4 separate regions of the Homo sapiens genome follow, and regions 2, 3 and 4 are each linked to region 1. Evidence: chromatin contacts called from ENCODE Hi-C or POLR2A ChIA-PET data. All regions are on one chromosome and are shown on one strand. Each heading gives the region's core, a stretch centred on a gene start or an enhancer-like site at or near the end of the contact. The rest is flanking DNA. Distances are from core to core; before and after follow the strand shown. Region 1 holds the start of SUCO (SUN domain containing ossification factor). Region 2 holds the start of METTL18 (methyltransferase 18, RPL3 N3(tau)-histidine). Region 3 holds the start of KIFAP3 (kinesin associated protein 3). Region 4 holds the start of GORAB-AS1 (GORAB antisense RNA 1).

The links. A loop is a pair of places that touch in the nucleus more often than their neighbours do. ChIA-PET counts read pairs that join two places held with the same protein, here RNA polymerase II (POLR2A). Pooled maps may share reads with other maps.
Region 2: a map of naive thymus-derived CD4-positive, alpha-beta T cell shows a loop between it and region 1 (5-fold over the local background). The contact joins the promoter of METTL18 here to the promoter of SUCO in region 1. A Hi-C loop is called at or near these places in 1 of 168 maps with a recorded cell type or tissue (naive thymus-derived CD4-positive, alpha-beta T cell), 2 of 37 single-sample maps with no recorded cell type and 8 of 50 pooled maps.
Region 3: a loop to region 1 is called in a map of CD8-positive, alpha-beta T cell, with 21 times the contacts of the local background. The contact joins the promoter of KIFAP3 here to the promoter of SUCO in region 1. A Hi-C loop is called at or near these places in 3 of 168 maps with a recorded cell type or tissue (B cell and CD8-positive, alpha-beta T cell), 1 of 37 single-sample maps with no recorded cell type and 12 of 50 pooled maps.
Region 4: a loop to region 1 is called in a map of naive thymus-derived CD4-positive, alpha-beta T cell, with 21 times the contacts of the local background. The contact joins the promoter of GORAB-AS1 here to the promoter of SUCO in region 1. A Hi-C loop is called at or near these places in 1 of 168 maps with a recorded cell type or tissue (naive thymus-derived CD4-positive, alpha-beta T cell), 1 of 37 single-sample maps with no recorded cell type and 11 of 50 pooled maps. POLR2A ChIA-PET finds 5 or more read pairs at or near these places in 1 of 52 experiments (T-cell).

Annotation. Positions count from the first base shown.
Region 1 is chr1:172,531,634-172,534,763 of GRCh38, reverse strand. It overlaps SUCO (SUN domain containing ossification factor), which reads right to left and starts at 1,614. Exons shown (of 24, transcript NM_014283.5): 1 at 1,267-1,614. The coding sequence starts at 1,328. RefSeq lists enhancers at 1,226-1,385, 1,996-2,245, 2,306-2,415 and a silencer at 1,506-1,675.
Region 2 is chr1:169,793,432-169,796,561 of GRCh38, reverse strand. METTL18 (methyltransferase 18, RPL3 N3(tau)-histidine) reads left to right here and starts at 1,655. Exons shown (of 2, transcript NM_033418.4): 1 at 1,655-1,747; 2 at 2,665-3,130. The coding sequence starts at 2,867. FIRRM (FIGNL1 interacting regulator of recombination and mitosis) reads right to left here and starts at 1,522. Exons shown (of 25, transcript NM_001320047.2): 1 at 1,447-1,522; 2 at 579-733. RefSeq lists an enhancer at 1,603-1,922.
Region 3 is chr1:170,073,183-170,076,312 of GRCh38, reverse strand. KIFAP3 (kinesin associated protein 3) reads left to right here and starts at 1,618. Exons shown (of 20, transcript NM_014970.4): 1 at 1,618-1,877. The coding sequence starts at 1,846. RefSeq lists enhancers at 1,390-1,689, 1,750-1,809.
Region 4 is chr1:170,531,058-170,534,187 of GRCh38, reverse strand. It overlaps GORAB-AS1 (GORAB antisense RNA 1), which reads left to right and starts at 1,579. Exons shown (of 3, transcript NR_125958.1): 1 at 1,579-1,740. GORAB (golgin, RAB6 interacting) reads right to left here and starts at 2,022. Exons shown (of 5, transcript NM_152281.3): 1 at 1,904-2,022. The coding sequence starts at 1,964.

The DNA of each region.
Region 1 (3,130 bases), core at 365-2,864:
TATCTACAAATTTAAATTTAAAATGAGGTGAGTGGATTTATCTCTTACAGGCACTTCTCCGTACCCAACACAGTAAGTAGAAAGGGGAGGATTTTATTAAAAACAGGAGACGGGTATTAAAAGGATTCAGAATGAAAGGTAATAAGTCAATTGTTTTTGTTCTCAAAAACTTCTATCATTCTTCCAATAAAAATCCCTCAGCCAGGCGAGTGTTTTCTCTTCCCCTTGTTTATGTATTATTTTATGTGAGCAACAACTCTACAATTTCAGTGCTTCTGGAATCCATAAGGCATCCATAAAAATGAAAATAGTGTTGGTGCTTTGCAGAAATAAGCAAAACAGGAAACTTAATTTCTATTTTAATATAACAAACAGCAAATCGCCTAGACTGAAGAAGCATCTTTTCAGTCATCAATTGTCACACATCTTTGAAGAAATTCCCTGGGAGGAAAGAATGGCTTTTCCAAGTACGGTGACAGCAGTCCCTCGACTTACAAGCTTTCTCTGCTCCTCAAAAAACTCCAGAAGTGCCTGGGATTAACAGAAACTCCGTAAAACTTAAGGAGTGCTTTAGGGACAAAGCACTCTTCCCGCCTTGAAAATACAGCATTTACCTTCCCGTCACTAAGGGGCATTACCAAAAACTACTACACACACTACATCTAAGACACCCTCTCCACCAAACCAATTGAAAAAGTGCTTCATAACACACATACACACACGCCCCCCAAGTTTCCAAAAACAGCGGCCCGAGTGTACTTGGGATCAAACGCTGTGCGAGAAATGTCCAGGAGAACTACTGCTTATACATTACTCTTACCTTCATGACCACTCACGTTTTAAAATCGCACGTCCGGAACGCATCACATCCGACGTGCTTTATCCCCTTACCACACTAAGAACGCAAAGACTGGCGGCAAATCGGAGCAACTTACTTACCATCAATCTGAACACCCACCCCAAACCCTGCACCGTCTCCAAGGGGTAGAGGAACTGAGTACAAAGGCACTTGGTGGTTCCCTCTACCTTGGCACCTCTCTCTCTCCCACTGAGTCTCTGTAAATTCCAAAATACACCATGAAAATCTCCGCACAGAGCACTACCAGACCAGTCAGATGGAGAGTCGAGAAGTAATCGGTTTGTCCCTTCCACGGGGGCCTTGGAAACCCGGACCCTAAAAGCCAAAATGACCAGGGGGTGTGACCTGGGCTGCTCCCTCCCATTTACTCCCCTCACGGGAACTCCCTTGTCGTCGCGGCTACTCACCAGACCAGAGAGCACAGAAAGAGGCAGGAGACCAGGGCCAAGGCCCGCCGGTGCTTCTTCATCTTCTCCTCCTTCTTCCCCCTGCCAGAAGGCGGCACATCCTCCCGGCAGCCGCCACTGCCGAGGCCAAGATGGAGGAGCCGGAGCAGGAGCGCGAGAATGTGACCGATAGTCCTAAGGGCTATGGCGCTGGCTGAGCGGCTCCTCAGTGGCTCGCGTCCTGGCAGCCCTCTCTGAGGGCCCCACAGAGGCGCGGACAGGGGCGCTTCACAGGACTCCGGGGACCGCCGCCGCTGCAGCCACCGGCTCGTCCACGCCCGCCTCCTGCAGCCGCCACTGCCGCCCCATATCCTCCCCGCCCGCCGGGGGCCTTGCTCCGTGAGGCCAGCGACCAACGGCCGCCGCGTACTCGCCTCTCAACAGCCAATCGCCGGCGGGGCCGCGACACCTCACACACCGCTGAGCTGGAAAGGGACGCGTCACCCAAGTCCCGCGGCGCCCGCACCCCCACCAGCCTCTGCGCAGGCCACGCCCCCTTCGACGTCGCAGGCGGAGAAGCCGGAGGCAGGAGACCACAAAGCGCAGGAGCAGATGCTCTCGCCGCTCCGCCCGCCCCAGGTCCCGCCCACTTGCTGGCTTGCGTTCAGAAAGCCGGGAGGAGCCCAGTGATCCTCAGCATTTCCCCTTACAGTGGACCGCCCTTCGTCCCTCGCGCGCTGAGTCCGCGCAAGGGCCTTTGGGAGTTGTAGTTTGCCTTCCAGAATTCGTTTTTCTCTTTCCCAGTCCCTCCTAGAATCCATGGTTTTGTTAGAGAAGTCTATAGTTTCGCTGCTCACCACGAGACTGATCAGCTTTGGAACTGTTGCACTGTTTTCCTCTTTTGAGCACAGTTCGTGGAATGGCCTAGAATGACGTGTGTGTTGTGAGGGAAGCTGCACCAAGCCCTTTCCCTGTGGCAATGGACTGCCCCATTGAGCTAGATGTTGATTGGTAGATAGAAAGGGGCGTGCCAAGAATCCTCTCATCTGATTGGTTGCAGCGGAAAACCTTTCGCTTTTTCTTCTCTTCAGCAAGAATTTCGCCGCTTGCCGGGTTCCTCACTTTAAGTGTGCTTCGTTGCTTTTCGTTCTGTTGGTTTCGAACTTTGGGTTCTCTGCGATGGAGTCGGAAGGGAGGAGTTGTCCCCATTAGAGGAGCACCCACAGACGCTCCAAGTCCTGGGGTTCACCTAAAGTGGGGAAGGCAGTCGCTTACACTCACCTAAGAAGAGCAAAAAGTGACCACTTCTCAATACTAAGTAACGGGGCAGCATGCCCATTCCAAGTGTTTACGCCGCTGAGGGGACGGAGGCTGCAATGGTCTGTGCCTTGGAACATGGCATAATGTTTAGTGTGAAAAATGTTTAAAGGACGGGTTACTTATTGTTCATGTGGCCGTAGGGAAAAAACCCTCAGTAAAATGCCCACCTAACGCCTAATTTTGAGCCGCGGAATTTCCTTATGAACCTTCTAAGTTGAATTGGATGTTAATTATAGTCCCAAAGAACTGAATGATTTGATCCGCTCTGTGATTCTTGGATATAAGTCAATTTGATGTTAGAGAAATTATACAAAGGGTGATAATTTTTGTTTTAAAGGAGTTCACCCTGAACTGCCTTTTCTGGCAGTAATTAGGTACAGTTCCACTTATCTGCTGATGCCACTCTTAGTATATGACAATAAAATCCTTTCATCTGTCACCTATTGCGGGAAGCAAGTATTTATCTCACCCAAAAACAGTATCAAATGATTAATATGCAAGTTTAAAAGAAAGTAGGGGCAATGAAAGGGTAGGGATAAATTGACATTCTTTACCATGTTGGACA
Region 2 (3,130 bases), core at 406-2,905, 2.7 Mb after region 1:
ATTCAAGACATAGTTTGGAATCAGAAACAATAGAACTTACTGATCGGGTGTGTGAGACAGAGAGGATTCAAGGTTTCAGTTTGTGAAACCATTTACTCAGATGAAGAAAACTAGAGGAAGTTTGGGCTTTTTTGAATATGTCGTTTGAAGTGCAAAGCTAGGTGGGAATGTTGACTTTCAACTTAATGAAGTCTCTCTATAAGCTTGTGGGGAAGAAGAGGAATCACGTTCCGTGTCTCTGTTCTCCCAAAGCCTAACACCATGTCTCACACACATTATGCACGCAGTTTAAGTGTTTTTGAATGTTTTGAGGGTGGCTATTTGTTTTCAAGTTGAAACTCCTTGAAGACGGCAGTTCTGTACCTACACAAAAACTAAAAAAGGGGGCTTTGGCACCTTCTGAGATTTTGCTAATGCCTAGGTGAATGACTTCTATGTGATTACATAGGGCTTTAGCTGCACAATATTTGTGCAGTATTGAGATTCTCTCAAGTGAAGGTTACTTTTTTTCTTTTGAGTGTAATTGTATAAAGCTGGGCTCAAATGTTGTGAAAAAGATACATATACATATGGTTTACCATGAAAGGCTAGGATTCCAGGCACATTTACAACCACAAAGGCATGAGACCAATCAAGAATGTGCTGCACCCGGACGAAGAAGGCGCTAAGCGCCTCAAATCCAACAGTTGAAAGCCAACAACAAGCGGAAGAACTCTTTCAGAAAGACTCCAGCCTGGGTGAGAGGAGTGAGAACTTGTCAAAAAAAAAGAAAGAAAGAAGAAAAAGAGGTCTGAGAGGGGAAGGAGGAAAATCATTTTTATTTACTGAACATCTTTTAAAGATTTCACACCACAGAACTATGCCCTTTAATTCTTATAACGCTAAGAAAGCCCTTATTCATATTCACCACCCTTTTTACGGGAGACAAAAGCTCAGAGTATCTCGCTTTACCTCAAACTATTAAGAGCCAGAGCTATCGTCATACCGCAGGTCTCAGTCCTTGCCTCCCCCATTATCCACTAGCAAAAGTATTTACACTTAATTGCAAGCAACGAGTACAGAAAAACTGAAAGAAGGAATGGAAGAAAACGCCACATCCACTGCTAAAACCTTGGGTCAGAACACGTCCGCGAGGCTTTCCAGGGCCAAAGCCTTACTTAAATCTACCACGGTTGTCGCTTCCCCTCCAGTCCCTCACTTTTCATCCCACTCACTGACAAAGAAAAGAGGGGGTTCAGGCCGCGGTAATATAACCCAGCCTGGCGGTGGGTCTGAAGGGACAGAAGAGAAAGGTTCGCGACCCGCCCACACCCTTCTCTAGGTAGAAGTGACAACCAAGGAAGGATATGAGGAGTCGGGGCAGGACGGACGGCAGTTCCCGGCGGCATAGCTCCTCTGGCCAGCTACTTAATTCTTCCAGGGGAACCGCGCTAGCTGGGACCGCACCTTCCTGAGACATACTTTCGTCAAACAGGAGAGCTTCAAACCAGACCCGCCAAAGCCCAGACCGGAAACTCGCAGTCCCGCCAACCCTTGCGCGCTCTCCGCCGGCTCCAAAACCATAGAGAGGAGGGCGGCTGGTTTCTTGGTGAGCCCGGGTCCCTCAAGGCCGGAAAGAAAGTCGGGCTTCTCTAGCCCCTGGAGGACTCGACTCACTGGTGCGCGATTTAGGTCCGGAGGAGGCGTTGTGAGGTGAGCTTTTTCAGAAGCGCGATCCCAGGACACGTCGGGAAGCAAGCATCCCCAGGTCTGGATCACTGTAAACATTACATTCAAATGGGGAGGTGAGGGCCAGAAGTCCCCACTTCTGGGGTCGGATTTGTTCCGGGACCTGCAGCCGGAAGTGACTCCAAGCCTTGCAGCGTGATGGGAGAGGAAAGAGGCGCGTTCCTAGCCGCGGGACTGGGTGACCCGCCTCTCCCCCAAATTGTAAATCTTGTATAAAGGGAACAAAGATCCCACTTGCCAGAACTGTGAAAATTGAGGCAGATGGTATAGTGTCTAGCGCAGTAGATAGAAGATTCTCAATAAAGTTGCTTCTTATTTCTACAGGTCTCTCCAAACTACTGCAGTGCCCTAGTTTGCGTTTGCTCTGCCACCGAATTAGTCTTTACTAATTATTGCCAAATTACCCCCACTTCTATACACTTAGGGCTGCTGTTCTCGACTAAATGTTTGGAGTGAAGTCTTGGATGAATTTACACACACCAGGCCATACCTATGCATGTTTTTAAAGGGACGCTGACTTACCAAAATAAAATACTGCACCTCTTCTGTAAAAGACAGAAGTGAAGTTATTCTGGAAGCTTAGGGGGTGAATATGGTTGGACACAAATCAAGACAGCTGAAAGACAGCAAGTAGCTAGGCTGTCCTGTCTGAATATCTTGGACTTTATGTTTGTCCAGGTGGTAGTGGTGGTGGTTGCTGTTGTTCTTCTGTTTGTTTTTATAGTTGATTTTCTTCTCCCACTTTGGAACCCTTAAGGTGTGTATGAGTGTCCAAATCTCTTATCTCTCTCTCTTCCCCACAACTTTTTAAGAAAAAGCAGCTGTATGGTGGGACAGGGAGGGGTGGGGGTGGCTGTTTAATATTACACTTTAGTGAAATGTGCCATTTTGCTTTAATCATCATTTTCTTTCTTTTTTTTTTTTTTTTCTTTCCAGAGCTGCTTGGAAAGAGGACCAAAGACGTCTAAAAAGTCATTTGGAAATATCTCTAAATATTTGTTACCATGTATAAGCTGCTAAAGAGAAATTGGGCCCAACAAAACTAATTGAATAATTGAGGCAGATTTGTGTGTATCATCAAATTCTATCCAGAAGTTGAAGAATCTGAATTTAAAGATTGTGTGCATTTAATAAGAGGATGACCTTTCAGTTTAATTTCACTATAGAAGACCATCTGGAAAATGAATTAACACCCATTAGAGATGGAGCTTTGACCCTGGATTCCTCAAAAGAGCTGTCAGTCTCAGAAAGTCAAAAAGGAGAAGAGAGGGACAGAAAATGTTCTGCAGAACAATTTGACTTGCCTCAGGATCACTTGTGGGAACATAAGTCAATGGAAAATGCAGCTCCCTCTCAAGACACAGACAGTCCACTCAGTGCAGCCAGCAGTTCAAGGAACTTG
Region 3 (3,130 bases), core at 369-2,868, 2.5 Mb after region 1:
CCAGTTTCAGCTATCTATTTATTGCTCTGGTTTCCAGCTCTCTCTTTCTTTCTGGCCTCTGGGCATTTTCTTTAGGTTTTTTTGTTGTTGTTGTTGCTATTGTTTTTTCAAGCTCAGGTTTGCATTTTTTCAACACCAAAATTTTTATTCAGTGACAACTATGGGCTGAATGCAAAAGTGAACGAAATAAGTTCTCTGAGCTCAAGGAGCTAACTTACATTCCAAAAATCCTTGTTATATTATCTATGCATTTTAATGTATATTTTGGTCTTCCAATTTTACGTATTGTGAAGATTTTAAAGTAATCTAGCCTGCTATATTACCATTAAAGGTGTTATAAATGATAATTTGTAAAATTTTACATTAGTTTGCAGAATTAATATTTAGAAAAACAAAAAATAGGAAGTCCAATGAGGAAGGAATTGCAGTACTCTAGGTATAAAGTGATTAGACTATTGGTAGAAGTAAGAATGTAGAAAAAAACTGGACTACCTGAATATCTTGAAGGAAGAAAAGATAGAATTTTGTAACACTTTAGTAAGAGGGCATGATACAGAGGAAGGAGTCAAAATTAGCTGCAAATTTTCTTCCCTTTCAGAATGAAAGAATGACTATAACATCTACAGAAATAGTGTAGCTGGTGTGAATGGGTGGGAAGATAAAAATATATTTTGTTGGGTAAGGACTGTATTTCTATATTTAATATACCATGCAGTGCCTTAACATGGTGTTTTACACATAACGGATAATCAATAATTGCATCAATGTACTACATTTGAAAAAAGCAGCAGAGCAACTACGTGCACGTCTCAAAGCAACTGGGAAAACAGGACTAGAAGACAGTGAATAAGTGACAAGATTATAGGTGAGCAGGGGGAGTAGAGGTGCTTTCTTTGCATCCCTAGAGCCTGGTTTGGTGTTTGGCACACAGCCAGCCCTCAATTCACATTTACCAAATAAATGAACCTATATCATTTGCATAGACATAATAGCTGAACCCATGGGAATAGATCTTAAACCAGAGAACATGCAGTTAAAAAAGAACCCTTCTTTCCTATGCCCTGCACTGCTAACAATTGCCTGCCTCAGAAGAAGCAATTCTAAACATACCTTGAGTTCAGGATAATTGGTGGAGTTGGAATTTCAGGAACTGTTTTTTGTTGCTGTTGTTTGTTTGTTTGTTTGTTTGTTTTGGTTGGGGGAGGTGTATTCTAGATTTAAGACATCAAAGTGACAGACTTGCCGCCTTCAAAGTTATATCCATTTTGTACAACGGTCAGATTATCTCCATAAGTTAGAGCTTGTAAGTGCAATCAGGGCCATTCAGGCCCCCAAATAGAAACCTCCCTTATTAGCTGGACTGCTGTATAGCATTCGCTAACTAAAAGGTTATCGGATTCCCCTCTCTCCTTTCAAGCTGACCTGACAGCCCTTTCTATTCCCATCCTCAAGGGGGCGGTGACTACGGAGCCACTCCTTATACACGGACGCTCAAAACTGCACCAAAACTTCCCTGCTCGGCTCCCCGGTGCGTCAAACTCTGAGGCCACCGCCTCAGACTGAGCCTGCGCATACAAGAGGTGCAGAGCAAGCGCATGCGTCGTGACGGCCCGGCTTAGGCGACTCTGGGCGGGTCTGGGCCGCTCCAGTGTTTTGGGGCACAGAAGCTGTGGGAGGAGCTGGAGGCTTCACCGTGGTAACCACAGCGCCGCTGCTGCCCCGCCTTGCAGGCCTCAGGACTGTCATCGCCTCTGGGTGTGAGGGTACTTTGGCCACCGTCCCCGGAAATAACCGCGCCTGCCTCTCAAGATACCCCATCCTCTCCACGCCGCTGCCGCTGCCGCCATGCAAGGGGAGGACGCCAGATACCTCAAAAGGTGACGACTCCCCAAGGCTCTGTCCTACCCTCCTTGCCAGGGCCCTGAAGATGTTCTTGGGTTGGCTGTGAGATGTCACTGGGCAACGCTAGTTTAGCAGACGGGATGGGAAGCAGGGAGAGAAGTCACCGAAAGGAGAGGGAAAAGGTGAAGTGGAGAAAAAAGGAGAGCTCTGGGGGGGTTTCAAAGTCCTTTGACCTGACTCGGCGGAGCCCTGACAGCATTGAAAGATGGTTTCTTCGCTACATCACCTTATTCCAGGGGGAGAGGGAGGTAGGGCAAGGTAAACCGCGTCTTTTGTTTTTTTTTTCGCCTCTTCCCAGACTCTCCATTTTCCCATAATAGATAAATCCCATGAGAGCCTGGGAATAAAGTCTGGTGCATCCGCCCTCAGGCCTCAGTTTGGGGTTCATTGCCATGGGCTTTTGAAATGATGAAGGGGAAAGAAGTGGTGGATTCTACTTTTTGGAAGGCTGAATTGAGATGTTGATTTCCAGTCTCTTTCTGCTTTCCGCATCCATGTCATCCATTTGACTCCCATGTATACAACATAATTTTTGTAGGACATTTAGTAATTATTAAGAGGTTTGTTCAGAAGTTTGATGACAATAAAATAGGCCATAATTTCTTTTAAATATAGTATCAGTTACTCAAAAAAATTGTAGTCTGTTGGGATTATTTGGGTGCTGGCAAATACTCAGATCATTCCTGATTTGGAAAAAAAAAAAGATACCTCCCACTGAACCAAGAGTAAGCAGTGATCCAATAGAAAAAAATTTTAATTCAGTACTGATTCAGTAAATACCCTGGAAAAGTCGCATGTATTCCTTTGGGCACGGTTTCCTCATCTGAAAATGGGACAGGCGTTACCTTCTGAGAGATACAAGGACGAAAGATGAAATACTTTTAAAAAATGAAACATGAATGTAAGGTGGTGGTATTATTTCAAGTCATAATACACTTGCAGTGAATATTTTTATTCTGGCTTGGCTGAGCTCTCATCATCACAGAAAGATCTTCCAAGTGTTAGTAGACTCATAGAAGGGATTCAAACAATTGTATAATAAATAAATCAACTCTATTGTCCTGGCAAGACAGGCATATATTGACTGTCTTTTTTATTTTATGTAAATATATCTGAAACTGGCAAATAGCCAGACTTTGTCAGTAAAAATTTTTAAATGAATATATAAGCCTACATCAGTGTTTATTTCCTCACTGAATTTTACTTAACGTTGGTTTTTAAAATACCT
Region 4 (3,130 bases), core at 330-2,829, 2.0 Mb after region 1:
GATGAGTATACCACAATTTATTTATCCATTCCCTTGTTAATGGACACTTTGGTTGTTTCCAACTTCTTAATATTATAAACAAGACTATTAACAACTTTCTTGACTATGTTCCTCAATGCCCATACAGGGGTCTCCAGAGTACTACTGTCCTTATTTTTCCTGGCAACCAACTCCATCTTCCTAAATTATTCAATAAATTTTTAAAGATAGAGAACAGCTAGAAATGGCTTTAAAATTAAAGGGCCAAATCCTCTAATTTTACAAATAAGGAATCCAAGGAGAAAAGATTTAGAGGAAGAGCTGGAAGTTCTATATGCCAATCACTGTGTTTAGCTACGGGTATACAAGGAGGTTAAGATATTTTCCGTCCTCGAGGTGGTCACGGACTAGCGATTTGGTTTCCACACTACAGTGGGCCTTGAAGTTCAGGTCCTCACCATCCTCTATCTACCCCCGGTTGCAAAGATATTTCAAAATATACTTCTACATAATGAATATGTTGTTTAATTTAGATTTTTATATTAAGTCATCTTTACCCTGGAAAATGCGCCTCTGCTAACACACAAACTTTGTGAAATCTTCCCAAGCTCCATCCAATCCCCGGCAGAGTGAGGTTCCTCTTGTCTCTGAAGCAAGTTCTTGCAATATCTACTATCACATAACTTTGTGGTTTGTCTCCTCATGAGTCTACTGGAGTCAGACCAGAGGCCAGGGCACTTGTACCCTGTATATCAAAGTATGTGAATGGATGTTGAAAACACAAAGCAAAAGAATTTGAGTATATCAAGCAACACAGAGTCAGTTAACTACATAGCTTAGCCTAACCTTTATGATAGAGTTTTTAAAGTCCCCTGGACCAGTCAAAATGTCCCCAGTCGATATAATCTACATTGGCCCTATCTTACTAATTTACTTCTTTTCCCACTTGTCTGCCCTAGATTATTCTCATATTTATGCTAAAAATGCACAAGCTACCAGAGCAACATCCAATTTCCCCACAAACGCTAACAAAAGGTTTACTTCATTTGCTACCAAAATAAAGTATTTGAATTAAGGTACCAAGAGTGATGTACACTTCTTACAGAAATTGTGTGTACTACCACGATAACCATACAGATCACTGCGAAATTTCAACCACAAGCAAAGTGCAATTAATATTACTAAGTTTTCCACCAACAATCAGCAAACTTAATTCCTTCCACAACAACAAAAAAATTGTACAAGCCCATTCAATGATTACTCTATAAAGCCAGAGAGAGAAGCACAAGGTTAGCTTACTCCAAAGTCAGTAAGACTGTATGTATATAAACATATAAAGTCTTCACATCTACCCTCTCAAAGACCCTTTTGGTTTGCTGATTCTCAAAAATTGGGAAGTACTGCAAAAATCATCTGGCAACCAGAAGTGAATGCAACACTCCAGATGAATTGTGAAAAGTACCGAATTTTTGCCTTTATTCAGACGCCTGTGCTCCTTTTTTCCAACCATCTGCTTCTATAAATTCATCACAATTCTAATACGGTGTGCGCCCCTCCTCCTTCCCTTACCCTGACCCTAACCTTCCAACCGTTGATTCCTGCAGCAATCTTCCCTAAGGGAGACACCCCGGCTGTAGGCTCACTTCCTCTCCCAAGTCCCATTCCTTTCACAAGAGTCAAATCCCTACAGTGGATTCCTGGACCGTTTTTTCTAAAAGAAGATCCCAGTCCTCTGGCTTGCCCCTCCCGTCGTGACTCCCAGTAAGTCCTCCTCTGAAACCCCCTAATCCAGTCCACGTACTTACAGCGCCTTCCGCTAACACAAACGTAGCCGCTTCCACGCCCCCTTTCCCCGCCAAAGCTGCATCCCCGCCTCTTCCCCTTAAGACCCAAGAATTAAACCACTGTAAACCCATCTTGTAACCTTTAGTCTGCTTTAGTCTCCTCAGTTCCTCCTCAGAGAATCCTGCCCAACCTTGCGCCATCGGCCCGGGCCACCGGCACCCCCAAAAGTGCCCAAATCTCGCAGCCGCGACTGCCAACACTGCTGCCCAGCTCATCCGGGTTTTTCCCCGGCCGCGGCCAATCAGTGCATCGGGCTCCAAACACAAGGCCCTCTCTCCCCGGCCTCAGGGTCCGGCTTCCTTCCAGGCTGCCTTCAGCAGTGCCTGACAAACTGCCTAAGGAAACCTTGCCACGCAGACATTCGTTTCCTCTGGCTTACCTCTACTCTCTCTCTCTCTCATTGTTTCTCACTGTTGCTGGTTAATCGCTTCAGGAGCTAAGGGGGGAAATGGCGATGGGGATAAGGGTGGAGATAAACAGGTATTTGGGAAGGAGCAACAAGTCGGTGGCGGAAACGGGAGATCTAAGTGCCTTTGGGGTCCTGTACCTGTGGGGCGGGAGCGGTGCTCTCTGTGGCTCTTAGTGTGCCCTAAAATCCTTGTGTTTTGCTGGGAGTGTGCACAGCGCTGGAGGCCTCCTTCAGATTAACTCAGGAAATGATCAGATTTAGGATTTTGATGATGAAGAAACATTTAAAAGGGGTGGGGTATAATTGATGAAAAGGGAACAGGCATAACCAGGTCTCTCGCAGGCCGGAGCGGCTCTCAGATTTCTTTTGCTTTGGGTTGTTTCCTTTGTGAATAATTATAATATGTAACTTTCCTCTTAAGGGATTTCTTTTTCTTTTTTTCTTACTTTTTTTTTTTTTTTTTTTTGAGACATAGTTTCGCTCTTGTTGCACAAGCTGGAGTGCAATAGCACGATCTCGGCTCACTGCAACCTCCGCCTCCCGGGTTCAAGCGATTCTCCCGCCTCAGCCTCCCGAGTAGCTGGGATTACAGGCGCCGGCCACCACACCCGGCTAATTTTCTGTATTTTTAGTAGACACGGGGTTTCACCATGTTAGCCAGGCTGGTCTCGAACTCCTGACCTTAGGGTATCCGCCCGCCTCGGGCTTCCAAAGTGTTGGGATTACAAGCGTGAGCCACTGCGCCCGGCCGGGATTTCTTAGTCTCCCCTTTAAATCTGTTTTTCAGAGAAGACATTGTAAAACGTCGGTGCTGGGGGATGGGAAAGCATTTCTTAGGATCCTGCCTGGAATCCTAATACCGTAATTCGGGTTCTGCCTTGAACACTAACCTGAGAT